Linked DNA regions of Homo sapiens: region 1 is linked to region 2. The links are chromatin loops, found by intact Hi-C in ENCODE. Cell type or tissue: adrenal gland. All regions are shown on one strand.

What was found. Peaks named below come from ENCODE experiments on the same cell type or tissue, not always from the same donor. Only the 100,000 strongest peaks of a DNase experiment are listed, where the experiment ranks them.
Region 1: it touches region 2 in a loop (4-fold over the local background); 76 of 110 quality-filtered maps call a loop at or near these places.

What each region holds. Positions count from the first base shown.
Region 1 is chr4:181,524,386-181,532,385 of GRCh38, forward strand. It overlaps a transcript of TENM3 not described here. Among named protein-coding and RNA genes, the nearest start is that of LINC02500, 260 kb to the left of the region's middle. In adrenal gland, a CTCF peak has its summit at 4,386 (motif pointing left); a DNase peak (open chromatin) is centred at 4,386.
Region 2 is chr4:181,145,375-181,153,374 of GRCh38, forward strand. All of the region lies in intron 2 of LINC00290 (long intergenic non-protein coding RNA 290), which reads right to left. Among named protein-coding and RNA genes, the nearest start is that of LINC00290, 9.8 kb to the right of the region's middle. RefSeq lists an enhancer at 1,427-2,626. In adrenal gland, no CTCF peak of the experiment used is centred here; a DNase peak (open chromatin) is centred at 3,354.

The DNA.
Region 1 (8,000 bases), 380 kb after region 2:
AGGCTTAAATGAAGCAAAAGCGAACTCCGTGTCTTTGGGATGCAGGCATGGGTCTGCAGCCAGCTGTGGTATATGCCCTGATTTAACTATGAGTAAAGAGGCTATTTGATTAATCAGTTCCTAGCAGGTTTTATGCATTAAATTTACTTTTACAAAATCCAGAAGTTATTCTTATCTGTATCTCTCAGTTTGACTGATTAATTATCTATGGTTCCCCAGCACATACCATGATCACAGTAATGTTCTTTGGAGATATAATCATCAAAGAGCATCCCTTGGTTAGTGTGGTACATGAGAAGGGCATAAATAATGAAACAGAACAGGGGCCATTAATCCGTTCTGTTTTGTTTTCTGTGCTTGGAGGTTGGTTTACCAGGTAGGGGGTAAAGAGTAGATGGGAAGTGAGGGGGAGGAAAAGAGGAAAGCCTATAGGTCAGAATTTTGCGCGGTTCCTTTCAGCCAGTCCCTCTCCTCGGACCACGCACCCTCAATCCCTGGCAAGTCTTGAAGGCTTAGAAGTTTTCATTGTGGTTTGCCAAGCTTTAAGTATGCACATGACTCTCACTGGGAGCTAAAAATGTATTTCCCTAACACCAGATGATTAGAAGAAATTGCTTGATTATACGACATTTATGGTTCAAACATGAACCTATTGTTTAATGCAGATTTTTAAGCAGTTTTTTAAAAACAGAATATCGAAAGTTTGACAGGTCAGTGCTAATTAAGAATGCAGAAGAGGGGCCAGCCACGGTAGGTGGCTCACACCTGTAATTCCGGCACCTTGGGAGGCCGAGGCAGGTGGATCACTTGAGGCCAAGAGTTCCAGATCAGCTCAGCCAACATGGTGAAACCCCGTCTCTACCAAAAACACAAAAATTAGCCAGGTGTGGTAGCAGACACCTGTGGTCCAGCTATGCTGGAGAATCATTTGAACCCAGGAAGTGGAGGTTGCAGTGAGCCGAGATCACGCCACTACACTCCAGCCTGGGCGGTAGAGCAAGACCCTGTTTCAAAAAAAAAAAAAAAAAAAAAGGAATGCAGAAGAACAGAGGGCAAAAAGTGAAGCTTTCAAATCATATCTCCCCCTGACTTTTGAAGGGGCTGAGGAGCTGCTAACTGAGTAGAGATTAATTGCCAGGGTTCACTCGGTAGACCTCAATTGTGTATCATTCTTCCTAATGTTATGGAATATTTATGTCAAGAAATCCTGATGGTTTGCTCCTCTGTAATAACCCTTTGCCTGTTACCTTTTCCCCCTGTGTTTTTTTGTTTTTGTATAACTAGAATGTTTCTATTGTATAGACATTTTAGAACAAAATTGGGGTTGACCAGCTTATTGAATACAAATCTCCTTTTCTCAAATGTAGCAGTCAAGAGCTGTGGGGTGGCAGGTTTTCTTACCACATACTAATGAGGGCAGCTGGGTGAGTGCCCTCAGGCAGAACTAAACTTTGCACGCGCTACTTCTCACATCTCCCTGTGGGTAATTAAGTGGTGTGGTGCTCCAGCCTGCTAAGGAAATGTCAGCCCTTGCCTGGGCTGATTTTTTTCCAGTGGAGGAAAGCAAAGCACAATAGATCTTAACCAAATAATGTAAATACAGAAGGTTTGAGAGAAGCACGTTTTCTAGAATCTCTCATTCAGCTTTCCCAGACAGTTGTAAACCAAAATATTCACTAGCAGTATGACTCTAACAATTTCAAGGAAACAGACATTGGAGTATGGAATGTTTCACTGTTATTTTCCTCTGGCATAATCGTGAATTTAAACGATTGGCCCATTTCTCTGGTTGAAGGAAATCATTCTTTCAACCTTCTAAGAAGACGAGTTCTATGGAATTTAATCACTTTTGCTTTATAATTTTTAACAAAAGAATCCAAATTAAAAAAAAAAAACCAGCAAAGTAGCGAGTGAGGAATGAAGACCTCAAAATCTACAAAATGTAAAATCTACCAGCTTTGTATTTTGACCCTGTCAAACCCATATTTGACAAGCAAAGCAGTGTGGCCTTTTTCCTTCGAGTATAAATTTCACTTCACTGTATCTGCTTAAGTTGTAGCCAGGAGAGATTGGAAGTTTTATAACGTGATTGAAATGTAAAGCTCAGCCAAACAGGAGTAGGAGTAGGTTTTGCTCAATTGTCATTGATTAAGGGGTTCATCTTATCTATCCATCTGGGGTGCCATAGTAGGTGCATGCTCTGGTCCTTTGCACTCTTCGAGGGCACTTACTCTTAACAATGTTTTGAGATTTTTTTGTGGTAGTAGTGGTGGTAGTGATGGTGGTGATGGTGGTGGTGATTCTTGTCATTTGTAATTGGGACTTTATAACTATAGGATTGGTTAAGAGGAATTGAGACTATTAGAGAGAGAGCTGTGTATAGATTAATAGCAGTTAATTTCTTCTGTCTTCCTCTAAATTTCTCTCCAGAATGTGTCTGTCTCCCTTTTTCTCCGAGCTTCTCTCTCTCTATCAGTCTCTGACTCAATTTGTCTGTGACCTCTCTTTCGAGTAGTAGTAAAAACATTTTAGTGTCCTTATAGTTCAGTTAGGAGATAAAGTTCATGGCCAAGTGCTGTCTCTGTCTTGATCCTACGGCCCTTCCCAACTTGGTCCTCCTTGCTCAGTGACTTAGCCCTGGGTCCTTGCAGCCACCCTGCTGAAGCTCACTCCTCTGGCCCCCTGTGCGACCAGTCAGTGCTGTTGTGTTTGCACAGAGACCAGCTGCTAGGTCCACAATTGCAAAACAGTTCCAATCTACAAACTGTTTTCATGAATGTCTTTTGTATGTCTGGAAAACATTAAATGTGATTTCACAGATGAATGATTTTGAAAGTTTTTAACTTTTAATTAGACTATTTTTAATGACTTTTTGTAAATGGATTCCCAGTAAAGCATTTTGTTTTACCTATCTGAAGACATAATGAGCTAAAAAGTTGAGATATTTAGTATCAGGTTTTTGGGTGTTTTTATTTGTTTTTGTTTTGTTTTGTTTTGTTTTGAGACAGAGTCTCGCTTTGTCACCCAGGCTGGAGTGCAGTGGCTTGATCTCGGCTCTCTGCAACCTCTGCCTGCCAGGTTCAAGTGATTCTCCTGCCTCAGCCTCCCAAGCAGCAGGGATTACAGGCACAAGCCACCACGCCTGGCTAATTTTTGTATTTTTAGTAGAAACGGGGTTTGGCCATGGCCAGGCTGGTCTCGAACTCCTGACCTCAAGCCACCATGCCCAGCCAGGTTTTGTTTTTTTTTTTTTTTAATATAAAAGGATAATAGAATGAAAATTTGAAAAACACAAGTATAAATACATATGTATATATGAAAGTGTGTATTCATCTTCAGAATAAAATAATAATAGAAACATTCATAATTCTCCCACCAAGAAAATTGTATTTTACATTGTGTTACATTTGCTTGTAGTCTTTTTTTTCGTTTAATGTAATATATGTACACACATTTGACATTTTACTCTATAAAGCAGTTTGTAAATTACCTCTTCTTTCATTTAAACTTATACTTCTGAGTTGTTAAATGTTCTTTAAAAATATATTAATGGCTGAACAATACTCCATTGTATGGATGTACCACAGTGTACTAAAAATTGTTTACTTTTTTAAAACAATTTTTTAAAAGGGGGGGTTAAAGGAGGATAAAATTCTCTGTGTAAGGCGTAAATCCTTACATACATCTCTGATTACCTTTAGGAAAAAAAACAGAAATGAAATTATTTTGTCAAATGAAAACATTCTGTGATTTAAAATTTTCTATTTTTATAAAATAGATACTTAATATACATATTTGTATATTGGACGTTTACTTTTTGGTATATACCCCACCCAATATGGCATTTAAAAATAAAGCTATCTAGTTTCTACACAGGACTCTTTATAATCAATGACTTTCAGATCAAGTAGTAGCATAAAATTATTATTTTGATCCTAAAGAAAGAAAATTAAGTATTATAAGTTCTATCTTGATAACTACAAAACAGACCCTCTAGCACAGTGCTGTGACACTATAGTCTTCGAGTGAACAAAATTGAAGAGATTTAGAGATAAGAATTACGACCTTCTCTTGTAAATGAGACTCGCAAAGCACAGGAAGAGCTAAATTATTGACTTTTTGCTCTGTAACAACACTAAGAATAGCTAAGACTTGTTGCCTTCTTACTAGTGTCACAATTTGAAGTGCTTTATGGGCATTAAATCATTTAATCCTCATAACAATCCTACGAGGTAGGTTGAATTATTCACCTCATTTTACAAATAAGGAAAGTGAGGCTGAGGGAGGTTAAGTCACTTTCCCAAGTATTTCACCGAGGAGGTGGAATTCCATCCCAGAAAGCCTGGCTGCAAAGCCTGCACTCTCCACCACTGTGCAATGCTGCCCCCTAGTGCAAGTGTGCATACACGCTGCTCAGGTTCCTTCCCTGAGAGGCTGCTCATAAGGAAGAAAAAGGCAGAAATGTGGAATGAAGGGCTGATAACCAAACACACACACACATACACACACACACACGTGTATATACACACACATATCTGCAGGCATATATATAGTTGATATAAATATATGTCTATATTTAACAGTATATGAGTAGCATAAATAAGATTAGTATACTTTAAAATGTTTAAAGAGCTTTTATTTATATTTTCCTATCTGTGAGGAAGGCACAGTGGAGATTATTGAACCCATTTCACAGGTGAAAAAACTGAGGCTCAAAAGGGTTAAAACATCTTGCCCAATGCTCTACTGCTGGGAAAGGCAGTGTGGGGATTAGAAGCCAGATCTTCCAGCTGTTAGTGCAGTGGAGCTTCTGCTCCCCTTATTCCTCCCCAGCAGTACCTCTCCTACATGTCCAAAGGCATGAGCAAAAATGAATGAGAAATGGTACAGACAAGGAAAAAGGGTCTGCCTTCCCATCTGTTTAGATCTAGAATCCAGAAGGAAATGAGAGAACTGCTCTTGGGCGATGACAGTGTAGTGTTAACAGAAAACAGAGAAGGAAGAGCTGCTCAATTCATGTTTTGCTTCCATTCTCTTCAGTAAGAAGGATTAACTTCAAACAGAAAACTCAAGGGAAATAGATGTGGGTAATGTAAATACTACAGGCATAAATCCTTTCAGGAGACATGAGAACTTACAACTGACAGCCTAAGATAACTACAATCACGTGGGGTGGGGGGTTGTTATTCACCCCATTATAATATAAATTATTCCTAATGACACCAGATAAATAGGTGCTGTTAATGAGCTGCACTTGGAAATAAAGATACCACTTACTGACCAGATAACATGAGGCCACAAGTATTGCATTTACACTCAGCCACTCATTGGCCACTTTAGCCTCCCTTGTGGCCAGGGGCAAACATTCGCGAGATGGCTACTTTCAGCCAGAGTTCAATAGGCACGGTGCTATGTACACACTAGGTACTTGGAAAATATTTGTTGAATTAAGCAGAATTGGACTGAACTCTTTGATGAGGTTGTCCATAAGCAGAGATCCCTTGCTCTAAAATACAAACTTCCTATGTGGCCTTAAGAAAAGACCAAAGTCATTCCAAGTGTGTCATGAAACAAAGAGAAACTAAGTAAGAATAGGACACATACAGGAGCGTTTGGAAATCATAAAGTTTGGCTCTTCTCTTAACTCTCTTTATTATTCTGGTGAACTGGAATAATAACTGTGTACAATTACATTTTAATTTATGCTCCAAATGAAAGAGCACTTTTTAAAAAGTAACATTTTAAGTGTCAGAGAAGAGACATATTAAACTATTATTTCTTTCTCAGTGATCATAAAAAAACATGCATTCTGAAGTCAGGACAGTGAGATGCTTAAAAGCCCTACATACAGGGTAATAAATAAGATGAATGAATAATTGAAATTTTGCATTATGTGGCACCAATAGATTAATTTTTACAAGGGAACTTATTTCAAGTAATGATCTTAGGAAGTGATCTCTCATTAGTAGCCATCAGCGCGTGGAGGTGGCCAGCCTTTCCTACATAAAGCAAAGCAGCAAAGTTGAGTTCTCACTGATATGTCTTAAGAAGAGAAACAAGAGTTACAGGTGTAGATGAGTTGCAATGCATGAGTTACAGGTAACTAATATTCACCCTAACAAATCAAGCTGGTCCTAAGGTAGATCCTGCTGGCAGAACATACAAAGCATTTTTCCCCCCATTGCTAACAGTCGTAGAATTTGTGAATTCAAGCAACTCTTAATGAGTTTTAAGGGGACCCTCAGTGCATAATATGGAAAATATGCATCTTCCTTTTCAAATTCTGTAGACATGTAATCCTCCAAACAGGCATAGCCATAAAAATAAAACTAATCTTTAATGGATGTTGATTCAACAACAAAGATATTGCCTCTTTAACTGTCGTATTCGTTGGAGGAGTAAATGTGTTGTATGTGTGTGCGTGCATGTGCATGTATGTACGTGGGTCATGTGTTTCTGAAAACATGAACTGATCTAAGAAGTTCTAGTTATGATTCTCCTCATAAGGCCTTTGGAAGCTGACACCTGCACCAGTTCTGTGTTTCACAAATTAGAAGTTGGTTTCTGCTACTTCCTTTTTTTTAATGTCAGCCCTAATTGTTTGTCTTACTCTGATACCATTCTTAGTGACTTTGAGAGTGTATCATGCCTTTTTATCCATAATGAATGACTATTAGCATCAATTTTTATTACATTCCAAATAACCATCAATTTCTCCTTCAATTACATGTGTAAATGTCATGTGGTTATTTTCTGCCCTGTGGATTAGATAGCAATCAGAACCAGAGTGACTTTAACTTTAACTGACCCACAGAATAAAAGTGGTTCAAATTATAGAGCAAGGAAGGGGGAAAACAGACAGAAACTCACGATGATCATCTGAGCAGTGAAAAAAATAAATACATAAAAGTTGAGTGCAGGAGTGAACCCCAACGACAAAGTTGCCAGATAAAATCTCTGTCTTCCTCAATTCTTGGCTTAGCTTTGGTGCTATGACAACTATCCACATATCAGGGGACTTATGCATAAGTATCCCAGAGTCTGTTTCTGTTGGTTTTGTTCATCTCATGTTCTTTCTACCCTCTGGAAGGCAGGGTGATTAAGGCTCCATGACATTATATTTTTAAATTAGGAGTTTACACATAGGGTATGAACTGTAACGAATTATTTATTGAACACCTACTAGTTCTAGACACTGTGGAAAGCTCTGGGAATACAGCAAACAAGACAGCTGGGATTCTTACTTTATGGGGCTTTCAGTATAATGGAGAAGAAAGACATTAAACAAATAATTACAAATGTTCAATGCTGTAAAGGAGAAGCCCAGGATGCTGTGGAAATATAAAACGCAAGATCTAACCAAGTGTGTGTAAATGTGTGTACACGGGACTGGGGAAAGGGAGTGTGCAGAAGGCTTCCCTGAGGCACTGCTGCTTAAGCAGAAAACTGAAGGGCGGAGCAGAGTTGTCAGTACTGCAGTGCTGGTGCTTAGTTCTCAAATCTGGGAGGTACCGTGCACTTAGACCATGATGTCAATATGTGGCTCACCCCTGCAGTTGCAGGGCTCGCTTCGCACAACCATCCCCAGGTGTCTCTGAGCAGGAGTGGGAGTTGGCTAGCTGATTAGCAGAATTAGATGGGGAGAAAAATATTGCAGAAAGAAAGCCATTATGTCTTTGAAGTAGCACAGAAAAATGTGTTATAATAGAAGTAGAGCGTGTCTGGGAAAGAAAGTGGGGTCCCACCGGCTGGGTTTTATACACATCATTACAGATGTGTCATTTTATCCTGAAAGAAATGGAAAGCCACGTGTATGAAATGCATCAAAAACATTACCCCTAAAGAAGATCTAAATGGAGGAGGGCAAAATTGGGCTTTAGGACTAAGATGTAGACTTTTATCACAGTTACAATGAGAATTTTTGCTTCCAGGATTAGGACCCTGCCAGATTTAGGAAGCAGGATGTACAGTAGTTGGGTGCGGGAGGTAAAAAATAAGGA
Region 2 (8,000 bases):
CAGACAGATAGGCTGGAATGCAACAATTAGGTTGTAGCTTACATTGCTGTTCTTGAAATAGCTGCTTCCTTTTTGCATTTGACAAATCCACGGTGAGCACCCACTCTGTGCCAGGCACTTGCCAAGTCGAAGGTGGTTTCCCAGTTGTTCCTAGCACTGCTTTCTTCAGCCTTCTCTAACGGAAGGGAAGCTCTCGTAGCTTACTACTCTAAGCCATGCTATGCTCCTACTAGATTTCCCTCTCAGAGAATGACCTTTCCTGATCTTGTCCCTCAGCGCTGAAGACATCCTATTAATTCCCCTTTGCACTGCCTACAATTACTACCAATGGCAGCTACTGCGCAGCCAACTGAGAAATGAACCCCCATGGAAATTGCCATCCTTGCCCAAGGCTAACAGAGGTCTCTGGCAGGTCCTGGTGGACTTGTGAAATATTAAATATGTTCCATATTCTTTGTACATTAAAAAGTCAAATCTGAGAAATCTCCTTATGCATTAAGTATCTGTGTCTACATGATATTACACTCAGCACTCAGCACTGTAAGAAGAGATTTAGTTATAGTCTTATTTCCGTAGAATCTGTCAAAAGTAGACCATGAGCCTAAACAAATCTGAATATAAAGACAATCTATATAAGGGCAAAAAATGCAGACAATTGAGCAATGCAAAACATTGGTTAATGTAACTTGCTGTCCATTTCAAGAACAAGTGCATTAGCAGAGCAGTGAGGAGTGAGAGAGCCTTAAGTGGCTAATGCTCACACCCGATGGTGCAGAGGGAAGCTATTAGACCTTTTCCAAATAGTTCTGGAAGACTGTGTACAGGAGCTGGGATTTCATGAGCTATTTGGATGCTAGAAGAGAGATAGCTTGGCAGACAGAAAGAGAGAGCATTCCAAGAATATGGCACAGTTTGGAAAAGGCTTGTGTGGAATGACTAGGTGATGGAGATATTAAGCCAATTGGCTTGAACTGAGTGGGGGCTCCTTCCAAGGAAGGATTTCAAATTTGATTCAAAACAAAATAATGGCTTTCTGTAACATTATTATGACAACTAACAATATATTTTTGAATCCAGTGTGTGCTACACAAATCCAGACTCAGGTCCTGGAGTTCCTAGGATAAGAAGTCTCCTGAGTAATGATGGGAGAATAAGACACGGGAAATAACAGCATCAGCTACCCTCAGGCATAAGCATGGCTACCCCCACTCCACCTACTCCAATCCATGGAGCCCAAGAAGCAAACCGGCAGGACAGCTACTATAGAAGGAGAAAGGGTTGTCCTCAACCCATTGCTGGGAGGAAAGAGAAATGGGGCCTCAGTCTTGGCATCCCTGCTCCTGTCTTTGGTGTTGTGTTCATGAGCACTGAAGTTCTGAACACAGGGCTCAGGGGCCCTGGGCCTTGAGAGGAAGGCCACGGTCTATACCTGCCTTGTGTTTCACTTCAAAACCTAAGTAAGAAGGTATTTATCGACTGCCATGCTTTTGAAAATTCTAAGAATATTTGTCGCTTTAAAGAAGCTTATCAGCTAAATGAAGAGAGAACTCATATCCATTTGAGAAGTTACAGAAGGACAATAAAATTAAGAACTGTCACAAAGAGACACTCTTGCCTGTCAAATGATGGGATCTGACAAGTGTGGAGGAAGGCAGTATTACTTTAGGTTGGAAAGACCATTAGGCGGAGCTAGAATATGAGTGTGTCTTCAAGAATGAGTCAAATTTAAACAACCAGGTAGGGCAGAGCATTGTGGGAAGGCACAAAACCTCAGAGGAAAAACATGGTGGCCAGAAAGGCAGGTCAAGATGGAAGGGCACTACCATGCTGTCCAAAGCAGAAGGGCCTAGAGGACGTCAGAGGGAGAGGAGGCAGGAGAGGAGGTGAGGGCTTCATCCACGACAGGAAATTGAGCTCATTTCCTCTGTTGTTGCAAGGAATGAACTCATCAGAGATCAGCACTTTTTGCCCAAGTTCTGCGAAAGAAAAGTTTATATTTTGAAAACCTTTAATAAGTTATTTTTTCCCTTTCCTAATACAGTGTTGAATTGCCAGTGCATAGCGGAGGTAAATCATCCACCCAATGAGATGATTTTGCTAGCACCATCTGAAGAGCTACCAGATAATTTGTCTTTGTGAAGGGCCGTAAGCATATTCTTGAGCTCTGCTACTGCTCCCAGAGCAAGCACCTTGCGGAAGGGCTCTGGAGTGCAGCATTTGGCACGTCCCGCTGCTCCGGCCATCTGCTGCACCTTACAACGTGGTCTGGCAATTCAGAAGATGGCACGGGCGGCCCGCAATATATCCATATGTTATTCTCCTCCTCCTCGCTTGAGAAACAGAACAGCCATCTTCAAGACACCACCAGGAATTCCAAGTCACGTGACTTCCTTTGTTTCCTCCAGACCAAAGATATCAACATTTATTTTAAAAGGGCAAAAACACACAGCCAGTCAGTCTGAACAAAAACCCTGTGAAGGTGTTATTACCTTACTAGTTAGCCTCAGAGTATGGGAGAGGGAATTCCCGCTCTCCTCACCCCCCACAAAAAAATGCCAACTAATGTTGAGTGCCCTTACCTGACTTGGGAGGAGTGGTTCCCGGGTATAGTAAGGGTTTCTGTGAAGTTATGATCAGCATCACTACTTTTTGTAGTTGTGTACGAGATTTTGTAACCTAAAGCCTTGCGACTCAACGTTGGTCCATGGACTAGAAGATTCTGCGTCGCCTAGGAGCGGGTTAAAAATTCAGAATCTAAGACCCACCCAGATCCTCTGAATCAGAAGCCGTATTTTCACAATGCCCCCAGGTGATTCGGGGGCACATTAAAGCTTGGAATGTACTGATCTGGAAGAGGATACTCAGAAAAACTTCCGCCCATGTAGTTTTGAAGATTCTGGGAAAAATAAACTTGATATAATAAATGAAGTAGGACTACTATGCCATCTAGGAATTTGTACAGAATGCTTACAGAGATTTTTTAACTCATAAACTTTATTCCCCAAATAAAGTTTTTCTTGTTTTTGTTTTTGTTTTGTTGTTGTTGTTAATAATAAGTGAGTCCATAGCATTTATCCGAGGAATCCATACCCACAGAAGTAAAAGGACATCCCAGGGTTATGTTATCAGCCCCCCTCCCTCCTTAGGAAGCATTCACTGGAGAACTTCTCTGGAGCCTTGTTTCAATCTGAGATCTGCACTGAACTGACCACTTCTTGATTCAGGACACTGAAATCTCTGCATATGGGTTTATTTAGAGGAGAGGCTGCGAACGCTAAAGATTTGCTTGTTAACCTTATCAGCAGCTGCTGTGTGCTGTGGTCCAGTGCTCTAATCTGGGTGTCAGGCCTGGGCACGGCATCCTCCACGCTGGTGGCTGCCTTTTCTTCTCCTGCTGGCCGAGTCTGCTGTGGACTCTATTAATGAGGGGTTTGAAACCCCCTTTGGCAGGGAAGAGTGTCTTCCTGCTTGCAGTTTGAATTGAAAATGAATTCCCTATTTGCACAGTACCATGACACTTCGTATAATATCATTTACTGTCCCCCAGGCAGGAGTAGTTCTGGACAATACTTCTTAAACACTTTATGCCCAATATCATGTGGGTTACAGTCGCTCATATGGAAAAGAAAAGGACAGTTTAAAGCTTGAACAAGAAGAACAAAAATGCCTCCTAGGCCTCCAAAATGTCCACCTAAGATTCCAGCTTTTAAGGCAGAAAAATGACTAACAGGGACCATATTTTGAAATCATTAAAAGTGGATGTGTTTAGCCGAGAAAATGAAAGAAGACATAGGAAAAATTAATTCCATCTCTTACAGAGTGATTAAAAACAGAGATAACAAATTGTCAGTTAATGAAGCATACAGACTGGAGAGGTGATGTAGATAATAAAAAGTGGATTATTCAGCGTACTATTTTTAATTGAAATATATATAGGAAGAATGTTAGCATAAGTCATTTTGTACTAGTATTGTTGCTAAAATGAAAAACTAAGTGATTCGCTTTCTTCGAGTTGATCACACATGATGGTCCTGAAAGAGCGGAGAAGTACAACCCAAGGATTAAATCCCTCTGGATTCAAAATTTGCACTTGATGATCTACAGGTAGAAGCATGAACACTGACTTTTTTTTTTTAACCATCTAATCATATATATATATATATATATATATATATTTTTTTTTTTTTTTTTTTTTAAAGACAGGATCTTTCTCTGTCACCTAGGCTGTAGTGCAGTGGTGTGATCTCAGCTGACTGCAGCCTCCGCCTCCTGGGGTCAGGGGATCTTCTCACCTCAGCCTCCCAAGTAGCTGGGACTACAGGTGCCCGCCACCATGCCCGGCTAATTTTTGTACTTTTTTGTAGAGATGGGGTTTCACCTCGTTGCCCAGGCTGGTCTTGAACTCCTGAGCTCAAGCGATCCACCTGCCTTGGCCTCCCAAATTGCTGGGATTACAGGCATTAGCTGCCACACCCAGCCCATTCATAATCTTTTTAAGCATTCTGGTTTCATAGCCTCCATAAAACAGGAAAATTAAGGGTACATTTTTCGCTTATTTATTCAAATGACAAGTATTTATTGGGCACACAGCCACCTCAGGCACTGTTTTGGGGCTATGAAGTTGTAATCACTGAACAAAAACACATTCCCTACCCTCGTGGAGCTTACCTTTTAGTAAAATATACATGCAAATAAATAACCAGAAAGATAATTGCCTTACAATTCTGACAGAGATAATTGGCAAAAGAAAAATTAGCTGCACACAAAAATACATTAACATCTGGAGAATAATGAAATTATGAGCAACAAGCATCAATGAAATCATGCCAAATTCAAATGATGGCAGCTCTTGGTAGGCTTCCAGAATTAACTATTAAAAGAACATATTAGCCTTAAACCCAGTGTGTCTTCTGTGACGACTGTGGGGGGGTTATGTCAGGCTGCATTCATGGAGGATGGACAGATGCCAGGATATTTCACAGGAACCTAATTGTTCTTCCCTGCCAGGAAATCACTGTAGCGTGACATGATCCCAAGGATCAAAGTGCCTGAAGACCAGAACTCCTGGAGCAAGCTTGCATTGCTTTCAGGTGATGCTATAGATCACCCAGAATGCCCTGCAGTGGCCAGTGCCCCTGAACGAGGACTGGACCCCTACATTTACATGGGTTGATTCTGTGCCCTCGAGCAAGTTACTAATGTCTTTGAACCTCAGTTTTCTCATTTGAAAAATGAAAATCATAATACATCAACATAAGATCAGTGAAAAGAATAAATGATATCCCATATATATACACACACACGTATAGTCAATATGTACAATGCTTGCTGCACAGTTAAGTGTGCAACAAATGTTAGTAACCTGCTCCAATCTTATAACTGCTCAACAATAAGATTTATAAAGGCCACACATATTTGACAAGACAGCCCAAACTTTCACACTTTACCTCTCAAGCACTTTTGCCCATTAGACCTTACCCCTCTAAGCTGCATTTCTTGTGCATATTTGGGATTCGGTTCCTGAAATGATTAACAATCATTCAAAATATCACTTGCTTGCTCTTGCCAGACACTAGTTCCGTTTCATCAACACACCCATACTTAGCTATACAGCAGTTCCTGTTTGTAAAATTACTTGAAGATTGAGTTAGATTTTTGTCCTTATATAAGAAGTAGGAGTGGAAAGCTGAAATATGAAAGAGTAGAGACTAGCAATAGGAATGTCTGTTTTTATAAGCACAACACAATCAACAGAAATGTTTAGGTGTGTTTCTAGCAGGAAACTCTGAGTCAGCCTCTCATTGGACTAATGAGGGCTCAATGTGAATTACAGGTTGGGAAAAACTACATTGGAGAGAATATACAAGATACTAGATCAATATTGGAATTAGATCTAAAAGTGAGATCAAATTAGGAAATAAATGTGTGTGTGTAGTGTGTGTGTGTGTTTCAATATTGGAATTAGATTTAAAGGCGAGATTAGATTGGGAAATAAATCTACGTGTGTGTGTGTGCCTCTGTGTGTGTGTGTGTGTGTGTGTGTGTGTTTCAATATTGGAATTAGATTTAAAGGAGAGATCGAATTGAGAAGTAAATCGTGTGCATGTACCTGTGTGTGTGCGTGTGAGTGTGGTTAACTTTACTGAAAAAGAACTCCCTTTCTAGTCTGTGAATCTGTTGATCTATTGTTTGTCTTTCATGTATGTATTCTAGAAAGCATTACATGTAGAAGTACGGACTTGCCTCTATCTAGTTGCCTTTTTTATTTGTTTATTTCCAGCCTCCTGCAAAAAGGAGGTGATCAAGTAGCAAGTTTCTCTAATCTCAGTATTCTTCTCCTCTGAGCAATCTGACCAGGAGACTACAAATATTTGTTGGTCACCTACTATGTTCCAGGCATCATGTCCCCAAGGGTATGTCCCCTGCTAGAGTTAGCAGAAAGATCTGGCATGGATTCAAACAGATTGAAAAATGAGTAAGACAGGAGACCACTGGATCTGCAAATCTGATGAGAAAGCTTCCTTTTTAAGCACTTCGGCCTAATTCTCTCTCAAAATATGTATGGGCTTAGGCTTTCATAGCAGCATACTTAAAGGAACTAAGGCTCTGCTTCTCAAGGTAAAGCCATGCAACTCTGTGTACACTGGCAGGGACTGCGAACCTTGGAAGGGAAGCGTGGCCCAGTGCCGCTGGAGGCTCAGGCTGTTTCTAGTTGCCAGGGATAAACCCCTTTCCAGCTCCGGAAAGCTGACACTGTGGCAGGCTTCTCCTCTACAGCCGGGACCTAAATTAGATCCTTCTATACTCCAGCTACTTGATCCTCAAATCTTTAAGATTTGGCCACCTTTAGACGTTTCTCCTTAGGCCCTTTTCTATAAGTCCTTTGAATATTTGCATATACTGATTTCTTTTTTTTTTTTTAAGTGCAAAGAGAGAAAAACTTTATTTTTTAATTTTTTTTCTACTTTTATTTAAGTTCAATGGATACACATGCAGGTTTGTTACATGGTGTATTAGTCTGTTCTCACGTTGCTGTAAAGAACTACCTGAGACTGGGTAATTTATAAAGGAAAGAGGTTTGACTCACAGTTTTGCATGGCTGGGGAAGAAGCCTCAGGAAATTTACAATCACGTGGAAGGTGAAGAAGGAGCAAGCACCTTCTTCACAAGGTTGCAGGAGAGAGGGAGAGCATGAAAGGGGAAGATCCCCTTGTGAAACCATCACATCTCATGAGAACTCACTATCATGAGAACAGCATGGGGGAAACTGCCACTATGATCCAATCACCTCCCACCAGGTTCCACCCTTGGCACTTGAGGATTACAATTTCAGATGAGATTTGGATGGAGACAAAGACAAACCATATCACATGGGCGCATTGCATGCCGCTGAGGCTTGGTGTACAAAATGACCTCGTCACTAAGGTAGTGAGCATAGTGCCCAATGGGTAGCCTTCCAACCCTCTCCTTCCTCCCCTCTCAAGCAGTCCCCAGGATCTATTGTTCCCATTTTTGTGTGTAGGAGTACCCAGTGCTTAGCTCCCACTTGTAAGTGAGAACCTGTGCTGTTTGGTTTTCTGTTCCTGCATTAGTTTGTTCAGGCTAATGGTTTCCAGCTGTATCCATGTTGCTGCAAAGGACATGATTTCCTTCTTTTTCATGGCTATGCAATATTCGATGGTGTTTATATACCATTTATTAATGACACTTCAAACTTGGTAGGCTAAGACTAAAATTTTGTTGTTAGAGCTGAAATCATAGATTACTGCAGCTAAATGGGTCTCAGATTCTAATTCTTCATTTTTGTGTGTGTGATTAAACTGAAGTCAAGAGCGACTGTCAGAGAGAAGAGAGAATGAATAAATGGCACAAACCTCCTTAGCAGCACGGGCCGGGCTACAGTGTTCTCACCCCAAATTCATTGTTGATTGGGCCCTCTTTGCTGCATCAGTTAATGACATCACCAAAACTCCACTCACCTTTAGTTGCAAATGCCTTCC